Linked DNA regions of Homo sapiens: region 1 is linked to region 2. The links are chromatin contacts, found by Hi-C or POLR2A ChIA-PET in ENCODE. All regions are on one chromosome and are shown on one strand. The core of a region is the stretch at or near the end of the contact, and the rest is flanking DNA. Distances in the headings are between cores, read along the strand shown.

Region 1 (7,203 bases), core at 3,074-5,573, 190 kb after region 2:
CATACAATTTATTGTCCAAACAGGGACGCTCTCTGAGTGAAGAGGGCATCATTAATAGTGAAGCCTGGACAACAAACATAAATGTGGACCATGCCAGACACAGCAATCATCTGGTCACTGTGGAGAATAGGCTGTTGGGAATACAGTATTGGACCTAGGGAAGGAGAGTGGGCTGGGTTTGTGTGGTTCTGAACGACAGGCTGAGGGCTTTGCTTGTTAAGCAATGGGGAGCTGCTGAAGGTCCTGAGCAGGGAAGTGGCCACAGTAGAGTGGTTTTTCAGGAAGATGAGGTTGGCAGCTCTGTGTAGGCTGCTATACAAATGGAGACAGGGGATGGATGACAGAGAGATTTCCAGGGAAGAAATGATGAGATTTTGAAACCAAATAAATGGGTCAGAAAAGAAGAAAGTGAAGCTGAATCTAAAGTTAAGATTTCAAGCTGAGGTCAACAAAAACAAGGAGGGCAGGAAAAGGGGCAGATCAGGGTAAGATATCACAAGTGTACTTTCATGCATAATGTACTCAATTTGATGGGTTCCATTACATATAAGTGACAGGGCCTCAACGTGCCACTGAGAAGGGGAAATATGAAAACTAGTTAGAGTTGTATTCTTATTCCAGTAATGTTGTCTCCATTTCTCAAAAGATAAGCTATTCAATATCTCAGTATAGCACACAGGCTATTATCTTGTTTTGCATTTATTTTATATATCAAACACTTAAAATTGGGCAACAAGAATGTTTATGTTGTGCTTAATATGGACCACACTCAGTTCTAAGAACTTGACAAATATTACAGATTTAATCCTCATTAGAATCTTATGAGCTTGACGTGATTACACTTATGTGTCACTTAACGATGGGGACATGTTCTCAGAAACATGTTGTTAGGTGATTTTGTCCTTGTTCACACATCATACAGTGTACTTAAATAAACCTAGACGATATAGCACCTATTACACACCTATACTTTTTTACAAAGTATATATTATATTACAAAGCATTATATTACACATGAGATGGCCTATTTCTCTTAGGCTGCAAACCTGTACAACATGTTATTGTACTGAATACTGTAGGCAATTGTAACACAATGATAAGTGTTTGTGTATCTGAACATATCTAAACATAGAAAAGGCACAGTAAAAATATGGCATAAAAGATAAAAATGATAAACCTGTGTAGGGCACTTCCCACAAATGGAGCTTGCAGGCCTGGAAGTTGTTCTGGGTGAGTGAGAGTGGTGAGTGAATGTGAAGGCCCAGGACATTACTGTACACTACTTTAGACTGCATAAGCACTACACTTAGACTACACTAAATTTATAACAAATGTTTTTCTTTCTTTGATAATAAATTAACCTTAGCTTACTGTAACTTTTTTACTTTATAAACATCTTTAAACATTTTTAAATTTTTTGACTCTTCTGTAATAATTCTTGTCATAAAGCACAAACACATTGTACAACTGTACAAAAGATTTCTTTATATCCTTATTCTATAAGCTTTTTTCTATCTTTAACTTTTTTCACTTTTTAAACTTCTTTGTTAAAAACTAAGACACACATTAGCCCAGATTTGCACAGATTTAGTATCATCAAGATGTCACTAGGCAATAGGAATTGTCAGCCCCATTGTTATCTTATGGGACCACCATCATAAAATGTCATTATATGGTACTTGACTGTGTCTCCATTTTTCAGATGAAGACACTGAAATATTCAGAAGTTAAGAAACCTGCCTGAGATTATACTGCTACGAAGTGGGGAAGCCACAGTTTGAACCCAGGAGATGCTCACTGCAGAGACTGAGTTCCTCACCAAGGCACCAGGCTGTTTCTTACGCTAAAGGCATCCTAAGGGAACATAATGGAATGGGGATTGGAAAAACTCTTAGATAATGTTTTCTTGGGGTGTTTTGTTATTTATATGAAAAGAAAAGATTTTCCAGTTATAATTATCAAACTGCTTTCATAGAACCAAAATAAATAAGATACTTTGAGAGTACAGGAAAGTTATATAAGTTCACATTGCATAATGACACACTTATTTGGTTTCTAAGTTTCATCATTTCTACGCTGAAAATCTCTCATCTTTTCCCTCCTCTCCATTCTTGTAGCATCCTACACAGAGCTACCAAAATTAACTCTCCTCAAAACTGCTCTTCCATGGTCGCTTCCTTGCCCAGGAACCTTCATACCGACATAATTTCATAATGTCCGATATCAAGGCACAGAGTCAAGATTCCAACCTGAACCACTCTGTTATGCCACCTTCCAAATGACAGGTGACTTCTTTGAATCACTTCGATTGTTACTATTTTAAAAGTGAGTGTGGAGTAAGGGTGGAAGCCTAGAAGGGATTTTTGGTAGAATTATAATTAGGGCATTATAAATATAGGACAGCAAGAGGTAGCTGGGACTTCAGAAATATTTTGGGAGGTAAGGAATATTTTAAACTTGGGAGTACCAGAGTTGCTGCCAATCCTGCCTCTCTTCAGGGCAGGGAAGGCCCCAAGGAGAGCAAGAGAGAACCTTTTTTGGCCATGGCTCCCTAGGGCAGAGAAGAAGCAAGCATTCAGGGCAGTACTTACAGGAATCAAGACTATGGTTTGGTGGGAGCATCCCTGTATTCTATCTTTCAGTGACGCAAAGAGGAGGGCAAGACTTTCCTTGATGAGGCCAGGGGACCATGCCAAACTGTTAGGATGGTAGATGCAGAAGCTATGCTTCCCAGTGAACCAGATTTGATACCCTGGGAGAGGAGTCAATTAAAATAGAAATCAGGGGAGTGAGCCCGCGAGCCAACCCCTCTGCAAAGACTTCATCTGATTCAGACCCTCCTGAGCTTTTACAGAACCCAGTGCCCATTGCAATCATAGCACTTATGAACATTCACTTAAAGATCTGTCTCCCCAAGTAAACACTGCACCCTGTGAGTGCTGGGATCTGTATTATTTGACTGTATTCCCACCAAGCCCAGAGCCTGCACAAAGCATGTGCCCTGAGTAAAATGCCTCTGAATGAATAAAATGAGGGTAGAGCTTTGATCAATTGGGGTCATTATACTAGAAGGAGGCTTATAACTCATTTAGTACAATCCTATTGTCTTACAGATGATGTGATACACAGAGGTTAAAGGGCTTACTAAGGTCCTATGTTGGGTTTAGTGCTAGAGCTGGACCCAGAACCCAGAACACACAGGCGGATTCTTTCGCCTCCTCGCTCTGCTAGGGGCATGAAGACAGAAGACAGCCCCCACAGTCATTCTAACATTTGTTGGCTGGCTATTGGGAATGCAGAATACATTTTCCCATGGAGGCAGGTTTTTTCTTCTTCTTTTTTTTAAATGGTGGTTCGGTTCCCAGGCCAGGCCACAAAAGCCTATTTACCCCATAGCTGAGCTCAACTATAAAACCAGCGGTAGCTCTGAGGCCTCACTGAACCCCCAGCTCCGAGCCTGCAGTCCGAGGGGCAGGTGGGCAGCTGGCTCTGCAAGGGGGGTAGGCAGCGCTCCCTTGAGCAGACCAGGAGTGTGGGGAGGGGGCTGGGCAGGGGGGCTGGGCAGGGGGCCCAGGCAGCAGCTGCAGGAGCCTACAGCAGCCTCTGAATGCCTTGGTGGTTCTTAAGTGGATTGTTTGTAAGTTGGGAACTGTCTGTACTTAGAAAGGCGGATTTCAAGAGGTAGGGGATCCTATTTCACTTGAAGGCCCACAGTAATGAGGGTTCTTTATTCGTAATGAAGTAAGCCACTAATTGGAGGGACGGGCTCAGGAGGCCTGGTGGAATTTTGTACTCCTGGACCAGAACTGAGTAATATTATGCAGTAGCCTGGCAACCCTTTACTTTTGCACAAAATTCATATAAAAATCTACCATGAAGTGCCTGTCTGACATTCACTGTGTTTATTATTAATAATGATAATAACAGGGTAGCTTATACACAGCCTTAAGGCTAAGAAAGTAAATTGAATTCTCAGTTTCTTCCAGTTTTTTTTTTTTCCGCAGTCAGATTAGGAACATTTGGAAAGTCCTTACTCTCCGAGTGGGCTGAAACCTTTCATATTTACCCAGAGGAGACATGGCTGTAGTTTCTAAGGACTCATCCAAGAGATGATCTCTTTCCTTCCTCTGCCTCCTCAGAGAGGCAGAAACATTCCATAAACTCACAAATGTTGTAAAAGTAAATGTACAAAAAAATAATATTAATGGAACTGAAAACGTTACAGTAGAGAAATCAATTATAATAAGGTAATACAGTTAGCTCTTCTGGACTTAATGAAATGTGTTCAACTGCATTGGAATGTTCTGGTGCCCCCTGCAGGATTCTAACACCTCACAGAAATGGTTTAGTACCAATTCAGATGGCTTAGAAAACCCTACAGAGGCAATGTGTTTCTTTTCTCAGGTTCAAATCAACTTAACCTGGCTCAATCACATGCAGAGGGACAAAGCAGGAACTCAATCTAACATTTAAAAGGTTTTTAGCCACCATAAGTTTGTCATTAGAATGGAGGTTTTTGGATCAACAACAGAAACTATTTTTGGTTTGTGAAGTTTATAAATCTAACAGTGCAAAGTTCACGGTTACATGTGTGATCTCTCAATTTTTCTGGGCTGAGTGTTTAGGGAACAAGGAAGTTTGCTTCCATGAGCCTTGCTTTGACTTAGTGCAGAAAAATTAAACATTCTGGAAAGTTAAACATTTAGCTTCTAAATTTTTACTGCCCTGGAATTCCTCAGGAACATGACTCCAGTATGATAATGAACAAATGGTCATCAGAGTTGTTTATTCCATAGTTACAGGTCAGCAGATGTGAGGAACCATCGTCTGACTCCAATAAGCTTTTAAGATGATAGCTGTCCATCGTTCCTGCCCTCCACTTTATACGAGAGTAACTGAAATCACTATTTTGATGTATAATGTCCCTGCTATCATCTAGTCTTAGGTAATTTATCTGAAAGACATTGACCAGGTCTCACTGAATTTGCAAAGAATCATGCTGGCACATAATTCTAATTATATCACAATAGCTACAACATAAATACAGTATTGTAATATTGTACAGACAGTCCTGGATTTGCCATGGTTTGATTTATGATTGTTTGACTTAGAGTTTTTGACTTTGCCAAGATGCAAAAGCAACATGTATTCAGCAGAAACTGTACTTCAAGTACGCAAACAACCACTCTGTTTTTCATTGTCAGTACAGTGTTCAATAAATTACTGTGAAATATTAAGCACTGTAGTATAGTATAGGTTTTGTGTTAGATGATTTTGCCCCACTGTAGGCTAATGTAGGCATTCTGAAAACATTTAAGGTAGCCTGTGGTAAGCTATGCTGTTTGGTAGGTTTGGTGTATTAAATGCATTTCCGATTAGGATATTTTCAACTTGATGGGTTTACTGGGGCATAACTCCATTGTAAGTCAAGAAGCATCTGTATATATGTGTTATATAATACATATTGCCTATAGTAATATTACATATTATTATAATATTGTATAATATTATAACACAATATAAACCTCTACTAATGTCACTTTTTTCAGTGCCATTCCTTCTTTCATATACTGGATGTTTAATTTCTTAATTTGAACATTATAAAGAAACGTATTAAAATTCAAATCACAAAGACACTAAACATAATTCCAGACTTCTAGAAAAGTTGCAAGAATTCTTTGTATGCCTGGATACCCTTCACCCAGATTCCCAAAATGTTAATTCACCCAAACATTACTACATTTGTTTCATTTTCTAAATACAAACACACATAGATTTTTTCCTAAACTGTTTAAGAGTAAATTGCAGACAGAAAGTTCCTTTATTCTTAAATAATTCAATATATATTTCCTAAAAATAGGGAACTCTCTTACATAACCACAGTACAATTATTGAAATCAGGAAATTAATATTGAAATAATGTTATCTAATATTACAGACCTTATTGTGATTTTATCAATTGTCCCAATAATATCTTCTATAACAAAAGAAAATCTAAAATCATACACTGCATTCAGTTGTCATGTTTTTTCAGTCTCCTTTAATCTGGGAAGTTCCTGGGTCTGTCTTTTTTCAGGGCAGGTATTTTAGAGAGTGTTCCACATTTTGGGTTGTCTGATGTGTCCTCACACTTAAATTAAGGTTATACACCTCTAACAGTATAACAAAAGTCATTCCGGCTTTTCCTCAGTGCATGGTATCATGTGGCACATGCTGTTGGTTAGTCCCACCACTAGCGATGTTAACTTTAATCTTTTGGTTAAGATGGTGTTTGCCAGGTTTCTCCATTTGAGTTACTATTTCACCCATTGTAAATAATACAATATAATTTGAAACAATGTAAAGACAACGTAAAGATCCTATATCTCATTAAACTTCCATCCATTAGTTTTCATATTCATAGATGATTCTTGACTGAATCAATTATGTTTATGATGGCTTGCAAAATATGATTTTTGATTTTCAACATTCTACATTTATTGGTTGGCTTTCTACTTTATTTGTTCTCCTTTGTTTGTTTATATCAAAGTAGCTCATGGATTCTTACTTTATTCAATAGTATTACACTTACTAAAATTATTTATTTAAATTAGTAATTTATTTTAACGCTTAAATGATCCCATATTTGGCGAATGGGAGCCTCTTTGGGCTGGCTCCAGCGTCATTTTGACAAGTCCCCCTTATTCTGCAGGTACTTTCTTCATTTTTGGCATGACATGATGTTCCAGGCTCTATTCTACTTTACCTGCCTCAAATTTGAATTTAACCATTTCTCCAAAAAGCCCTAGTTCCTTTTAGTGGAGGGTATGTAGAAACAAAGATCTGGTTTCTAGATATGCTCACTGCTACTAGAGTGAAACTGCTTCAAGGTCATCTCAGAGGACTGAGCTGGGAAATGTTTATATGTATATGTAAACAAATGTGTGCATATCCACAAGTACTCTCAGACACAACACACATACACATATATGTATTATAATCCATGCACAGCTACATTAGTTTACATATATCTAAACACATACACACATGTATGTATGCATGCATGTATGTGTGTATGTATCAGAAATCAGGAGTTTACATCCATATCTCCAATTTGAATCCAATACCGCAGAGTTCTATCTCATCCTTTTACCACAACTGTAGCTCCGTTCTCCTAAAGTGCAAAACCTGGCTCCCACTGTCCACAACTTATCTGCTCAATCC
Region 2 (7,187 bases), core at 3,925-6,424:
TGGCATAATTTGATTGTCCTTTTGTAGAGATTCCATAATATTAATAGCCATAATCAGCTTTTTCTTGGCCTTGAAAATAATTTTAGGGATGCTTTGTTCTTTACTGACATGTCCAGTAGTTGGTAAGGTAGTGTGGAAGGAGCCTGGTTATTCTCTTTGTTCTGTAAGAGGCCCTTCTAGATTTACCCCATTGCAAGGAGAAGATCTTCCTCAAGGCTTCTATCTTTTCTACATGGCTCTTCTTCAACCCCCTCAGTCCATTATCCCATCATTTCTCATGGTAAATATCTTTCTCCATAAAAGGAACTACTATTTCTTAATGCTTTCCTGGTTCTTGCTATAGACTTCCATAGGATGCACTTGGAACTTTGTGAGTGTCAGGCTTGGAGGGAGAGAATAGGCAAAAACCTATTGATGGTTTTAGTGTGAATCCTCCAATTTCAGTTACTTTCTCCTCTAGATTGAGCAGGAGCTGATTTCTTTACTAGGTTACTTAGGGAGAAAACTTACCTCTCTAAGGCTAGCCAATTCAATGACGTTGGAGGAATATTAGAATTTATTTTTTCTTTCTTTCTTTCTTTCTTTCTTTCTTTCTTTCTTTCTTTCTTTCTTTCTTTCTGTCTGTTTCTCTCTCTCTCTCTCTCTCTCATATATATATATATCTGGCTCTAGAAGGAATTTAATAACTCACATTTAGTTATCAGACATTCTGGAAATTTATAGTCTTAAATTCAAATGTGTTGAGAGGGAAACAATGTAATTTTACTATCCTTCTATGGTCATTTATTTCATTTAGTGGTGGAAGACTTGCCCATAGAGATACTGAACATACTGCTGCTCTCTTCTCCTTCAAAGGTGCTGGCTCAATGACTCACACCTTCCACCAGTTCTTATGTTAATTCCTTTCCAGGCTTTTGATTGAAGAGCATTCTCTAATAGATTTTCAGGAAAGACTCATAGGAACAATATTCCGTAAGTTCTTGCTAGTTATGTAGCAAGAACTCAGATATAGCTTTTTTAATCTGTAGCCTTTATACTTGAAGGTCACTTTAGCTTTATCAGATATATTTGATATGTTGATTATTTTCCCCAGATATAAGTATGTCCTTTCCGTATGTCCTTTCAAGTTATCTTTTATTTTAGGAGAGTTTTAAAAATTATAGTTTTTAGTATTTTTTGTTTTGTTCCTTTGGTCATTTCTTGAGGGACTCCTGTTACACACACATGTTGGACCTTCTTTGCCTATGTTACATATTACTTTCTCTTGAAATCTTGTCTCCTCATTTTTTTAATTCTGTAGTTTTTTTCTTACCATTTCCTATTTCTGTTAAGGCATTATCCATTGTGTTTATTCATTCTTGTGTTTCTTGTAACTTAGTCTTCATCCCTAAAATAAGTTTTGATATCTTTTCTAAGTTTTTCCTGAGTTTGATCACCTCTATTTTCATATCTTCCTTGCTGTCAAACACATCATTTCCGAGTATTTTTTAAGTAATGAGGTTTTTCATCACTGTTGTCATTTAAAAAAGGATTTTTAGCTTACTTTGAAATATTAGGTCACAGTTTTCATCTTATGTGAGCATGTCTTTCTGGCATGCTTTCATTATTCATAGGGACATCTTTTATTCTTTGTATGCTTTTATTCCCTTACAATAACTTTAGGAAGAATCTGCTATTTTCTGTTGTTCATTTTTTTTAAGTAAAATGATTTTTTTTGTACTTTTAAATAGGGTGGATAGTTCATGATACCATTTCTGTCTTCAAGGCTCTAGTGCTCCCACTCTTCTTGTTTTTGTAAAATGACTTCTAAAAAAATTCTCGATTCTGCTCTCTTCCTGACTCCGTTGTCCAACTTTTTCTCAACCTTCTCTTTTCTTTGCTTCTGTCTGCTCAATTTTGATTAGACTCTCAGTAATTTCTCTTTACTGTTGGATTCCATGTTGGAAGCAGTTCTTTTTTGTTAGATTTGAGCATAGCCATATTGCTCTAGTATCTCAGACTTTATTGAGTTGATGTCCTCTTGCTTTCACTTGCAAATCAGATTGTGTGGAATCCCCTCCCAGTTTGGCTACTATTCTAGATTGGCCCTTTACATTTACCCATTAGTGAATTGTGTTCTCTGGACCATCAGAAGCCTGGGTACATTCCTTTGCTGTCTCTCACACAGATGCTGATACCACTATGGCCCAATACTTTTTTATGCTTTCTCCCAACTCATTTATATTTGGTGTTTTGTGGAGATATTTTGTGACTTTATTATGTTGTAGATGCCAATACTCCTTGACTTACAATGGGGGTTACATCCTGAAAAAAAAAAAGAAAATATTTTAAGTCAAATATGCATTTAATACCCCAGTAAACCCATTGTAAAGTCAAAAAATTGTGAGTCAAACTATCATAAGTCCAAATGCTTCTTGACTTAGGTATGATGGGTTTATATCCTGATAAACACATCATAAAGTCAAAAAATTCTAAGTTGAAATATCATAAATGTGGAACCATCTGTATTGTCCTTGAATCTTTTGTTTGGCTATTGTCTTAATCTGTTTCGTATTGCTATAACAGTGTCACAGACCAGCATGGCCAACATAGTGAAACCCTGTCTCTACAAAAAATACAAAAATTAGCCAGACATGTTGGTTCATGCTTGTAATCCCAGCTACTTGGGAGGCTGAGACATGAGAATCACTTGAATCTGGGAGGCAGAGGTTACAGTGAGCTGAGATCACACCACTGCACTCCAGCCTGGGTGACAGAGTGAGACTCTGTCTCAAATAAATAAATAAAGTAGCTATAGAATATTATAGCTAGTTTATAAAATTTTCAGACTCAGGGTTAAATTATTTAATGAATTTAAACTATTAAAATCTAAATTTAACTTACATATTAGAGCAGTCTGATTTAATTTTACTTTGCCACTTTCACAAAAAAGAAATTCATTGTTCACAATTCTGGAGAGTGGGAAGTACAGTATCAAGGTACTAGCATTTGGTGAGGGCCTTCATGCTATGTCATCCCATGACAGAGGTAGAAAGGCAAGAGAGCAAAAGAGGGTTGACCTAGCTCTAATAACAACCTGCTCTTGTAATAGCATTAATGCATTCATGAAGGCAGAGCCCTCATGGCCTAATTGCCTCTTATTGGTCCCAACTCTTAATACCATCAGAGTGGCAATTAAATTCCAAGATGAGTTTTGGAGGGGACATTCAAGTGTAGCACCTTTCTTCCTTGCTGTCTGTCTGTCGTTAAAATCTATTCTGCCAGCATCTTCATATTGTTGGAATACATTGACAAAACTTCTATATAAGGAACAGTCTTGAATATTGACTTATTACTCTATTTAATGGACAGAAAATGCTACATATATTACATAGATATACATAGAGATACACACAAACACACACACACTCACACACTCTCCATATTTGTCCAGGTAATGGTTTCACTTAATACACTAACAGTGTTTGTGTTTGTGTATCAGTGTTTGAAGTGAAACTGTTACGTGGACAAATAGGGAGAGCATGTGAGTGTATGTGTTTGTGTTTTGTGTATGTCTGTGTATTTCTGTATGTATGGACATCAATCCCAAGTAAAAGCAAGTGAAAAATTTTAGTAGTATCCTCTACTAGAAGAGTGAATATTTTTCTATTTGTTGCCTTTATTTCTTATTAAATAAAAAGCAAATTTTGAGGGAAAATGCTTTTTCCTATGTGTCATTATATTGAGGAAATTATTCCCTACTTTAATTATCAAGGTGTTTGACCAGTAATATTAGTTAGCACTTTAGGAGGCTGAGGTAGGCAAATCATTTGAGCCCAGGAGTTCCAGACCGTCCTGGGCAATATGGCAAAACCCCGTCCTCTACAAAAAATACAAAAATTAGCTGGGCGTGGTAGCATGTGCCTGTAGCCCCAAATACTCGGGAAGCTAAGGCAGGAGGATCATCTGAGCCTGGGAGATCAAGGCTGCAGTGAGCCGAGATCGTGCCACTGCACTCTAGTCTGGGTGACAGAGCAACCCAAATGTCCATCAATGATAGACTGGATTAAGAAAATGTGGCACATATACACCATGGAATACTATGCAGCCATAAAAAAGGATGAGTTCATGTCCTTTGTAAGGACATGGATGAAGCTGGAAACCATCATTCTCGGCAAACTATTGCAAGGACAAAAAACCAAACACCGCATGTTCTCACTCATAGGTGGGAATTGAACAGTGAGAACACCTGGACACAGGAAGGGGAACATCACACACCAGGGCCTGTCGTGGGGTGGGGAGAGTGGGGAGGGATAGCATTAGGAGATATAACTAATGTAAATGACGAGTTAATGGGTGCAGCACACCAACATGGCACATGTATACATATGTAACAAACCTGCACGTTGTGCACATATACCCTAGAACTTAAAGTATAATAAAAAAAATAAAATAAATTTTAAGTTCAATTAAAAAAAATAAAAATGAAAAAAAGAGAGCCTATTTTATAACCTTTGTTGTTGTGCTCTTGTTAAAAACAGTTTTTCTTTATAAATTGAGATGTAATAGTGAGCCTGTCTCATTTCATAAAAAATTTTCCAAGCTGTGGTGCTTTAACTGGAAGTTAAATTCACAGAATTTTGTGAAATATTGTTTTCTGAGTAGGAATATTTGTGTTCCTTTTGCTTACAATATGACTTTCCACCTTTGGTCAGTTATTTTAGTTGTTTTTGTAGTTGCTAATACTTTGTGATTACTTCTTTAGTATATGAACTCATTAGTCATAGTGGATTTTAGATGTTTGGAATTTCATTAACAGAATTCATTTGAAATTTGTAAGGCTGATGAATCTCCTTCTACTAATTACTACTTTGCTAAAGTTCGTTAAAGGACTATCATTCTGCCACCTCCCAAAAAAACGAACTTAAAAAAATCTTTTGCCATATATGTAATTAAAAAAAAAAAGTATTCCAAATATCAGAGCTCCATCTTAATTTGTTGTGTACTTTTTCAGTGCTTGTTACCAGGCTTCTTGTAGCCATATTAGTGAAGTTTTCTTTTCAACCTTGATGCAAAGATACTCCCTTGAGTTTTCTTTGAAAATAGACTGAAGGCCTCCTTCTAAATGTCTTATGTGTCATTTGACATAAGTTTATTGGGTGAGCTGTAACCTAGAGAATCATGCCCAAATAGCTGCCTGACTGCATTTTTTGGTTTGTTTGTTTTTCCTGATGGACCTCAGGTTACAGAGTTTTGTCAGGCCTCATTTGGTCAGAAGCATGTTTGTTTCTCTTGTCAGCTTCTTGATTGGTTTCTTTCCAGATTCTGCAGGGCAGCCATATGGTCATTTCTGCATGTTTTCTAGATTGCTTCTGTGGTAGGGTTCCAGGTTTGGTTGATGAGTATTTCAGATTCTACCCACACTGAGAGAGCTTCAGTTTTGCTCTTTGGTTTTATTTCAGATAGCATATTCACAACTTGTGTCCTTCCTGTCACTTATCTGAAGTTCATTTGAATTTGGTGATTTTATTTTACGTGGCCTATGTATTTGGCTAATGTTTCATCATTTTATATGTCAAGGAGGAAGACTATTAATGGCTGTTGAAGTGCTTAGATTATGCTAACTTAGGAAAACTAAATCTAGTAATAATTCTATTGGATGATAAATATTAATGTACATTAGATTGGGTAGAAAAACATACCAGTCACCTTTCCATATCTTGTATTCTCAGTTATTTTGTTACCTTTTTTTTTAAATTTATTTTGAAAATCATTGTCTATAACTGCAAGGCAAGGAGAAAATTACTTAATGTTAGTAGTGATAATACATTAAAAACTATAGCTTTCAAGGTATTCTCATTACAGAATTAATGAAGTAAATTTCTACTAATAAAATTGAGCTTTAGGAAATTTATGCTTAGCCTTAGTGAACCAATAGCAGGAAAATTCCACACCTGTATTTATTTATGGCTATTTTTGATCTCAGGTAGATTAAGAACTATATCATTTCCAGATATTTTGAAGTTTAAGAAAAGCAACTTAATGTCTTGTATTCAGTCTGATCTTGATGAATTTGGTATTTTGATTTCAATGAAGATTGAATTAATATGAATAAGTGAAGTTAAACATCATGAAAAACTCACTGACTACCTGTTAAAATAAAGGTTTTATAAAGTAGCTATAGAGGCTGGGCATGGTGGCTCACACCTGTAATCCCAGCAGTTTGGGAGGCCGAGGCAGGCAGATCACCTGAGGTCAGGAATTCAAGACCAGCCTGGCCAACATAGTGAAACCCTGTCTCTACAAAAAATACAAAAATTAGCCAGACATGTTGGTTCATACTTGTAATCCAGCTACTCGGGAGCCTGAGACATGAGAATTACTTGAACCTGGGAGGCAGAGGTTACAGTGAGCCGAGATCATACCACTGTACTCCAGCCTGGGTGACAGAGTGAGACTCTGTCTCAAATAAATAAATAAATAAATAAATAAATAAATAAATAAATAAATAAATAAAGTAGCTGTAGAATATTATAGCTAGTTTATAAAAATTTTCAGACTTAGGGTTAAATTATTTAATGAAATTAAATTATTAAAATCTACATTTAACATATATTAGAGCAGTCTGATTTAATTTTACTCTGGCACTTTCATTTTGTAAGAGAACCTACTTTGTTTTTTTCAGACTTACATTTTTGAGGAGGTAGTTTTTTTTGTTTTTTTTTTTTTTTGTTGTTGTTGTTTTTTGTTTTGTTTCGTTTTGTTTTGCTTTTGAGACGGAGTCTCGCTCTTGTCACCCAGGCTGGAGTGCAGTGGCGTGATCTTGGCTCACTGAAACCTCCGCCTTTCGGGTCAAGCAATTCACCTGCCTCAGCCTCCTGAGTAGCTGGGATTACAGGCGCCCTCCACCACGCCCAGCTAATTTTTGTACTTTTAGTAGAGACAGGGTTTCGCCATTTTGGCCAAGCTGGTCTCAATCTCCTGACCTCAGGTCATCCACCCACCTCGGCCTCCCAGAGTGCTGGGATTACAGGTGTGAGCCACCGTGCAGGCTCAGGAGGTAGCTTTTATTGTAACTACTTTTAACTTTTATTTGCATGCAAAATGCCTTGTTTGCGTGGTTGGGTCTTTTTCCAAAGAAGCTATAGTGTACTTTGTCTTTCTTACTTTCTAGTGTTCCTAAGCATTCTACCTTAGAGTGTTTTGTA

What was found. Hi-C counts contacts between places; a loop is a spot of excess contacts on that map. ChIA-PET counts read pairs that join two places held with the same protein, here RNA polymerase II (POLR2A). Pooled maps may share reads with other maps.
Region 1: a pooled map shows a loop between it and region 2 (2.0-fold over the local background). The contact joins two enhancer-like sites. A Hi-C loop is called at or near these places in 3 of 50 pooled maps. POLR2A ChIA-PET finds 5 or more read pairs at or near these places in 2 of 52 experiments (HEK293 and activated B cell).

What each region holds. Positions count from the first base shown.
Region 1 is chr7:8,186,233-8,193,435 of GRCh38, forward strand. All of the region lies in intron 6 of ICA1 (islet cell autoantigen 1), which reads right to left. Among named protein-coding and RNA genes, the nearest start is that of ICA1, 72 kb to the right of the region's middle. Within about 2 kb of position 4,324, at least 2 of the 41 ENCODE cell types and tissues checked have a DNase peak (open chromatin) inside an H3K27ac peak, as active enhancers do.
Region 2 is chr7:7,991,482-7,998,668 of GRCh38, forward strand. All of the region lies in intron 1 of GLCCI1 (glucocorticoid induced 1), which reads left to right. Among named protein-coding and RNA genes, the nearest start is that of GLCCI1, 26 kb to the left of the region's middle. Within about 2 kb of position 5,175, at least 4 of the 41 ENCODE cell types and tissues checked have a DNase peak (open chromatin) inside an H3K27ac peak, as active enhancers do.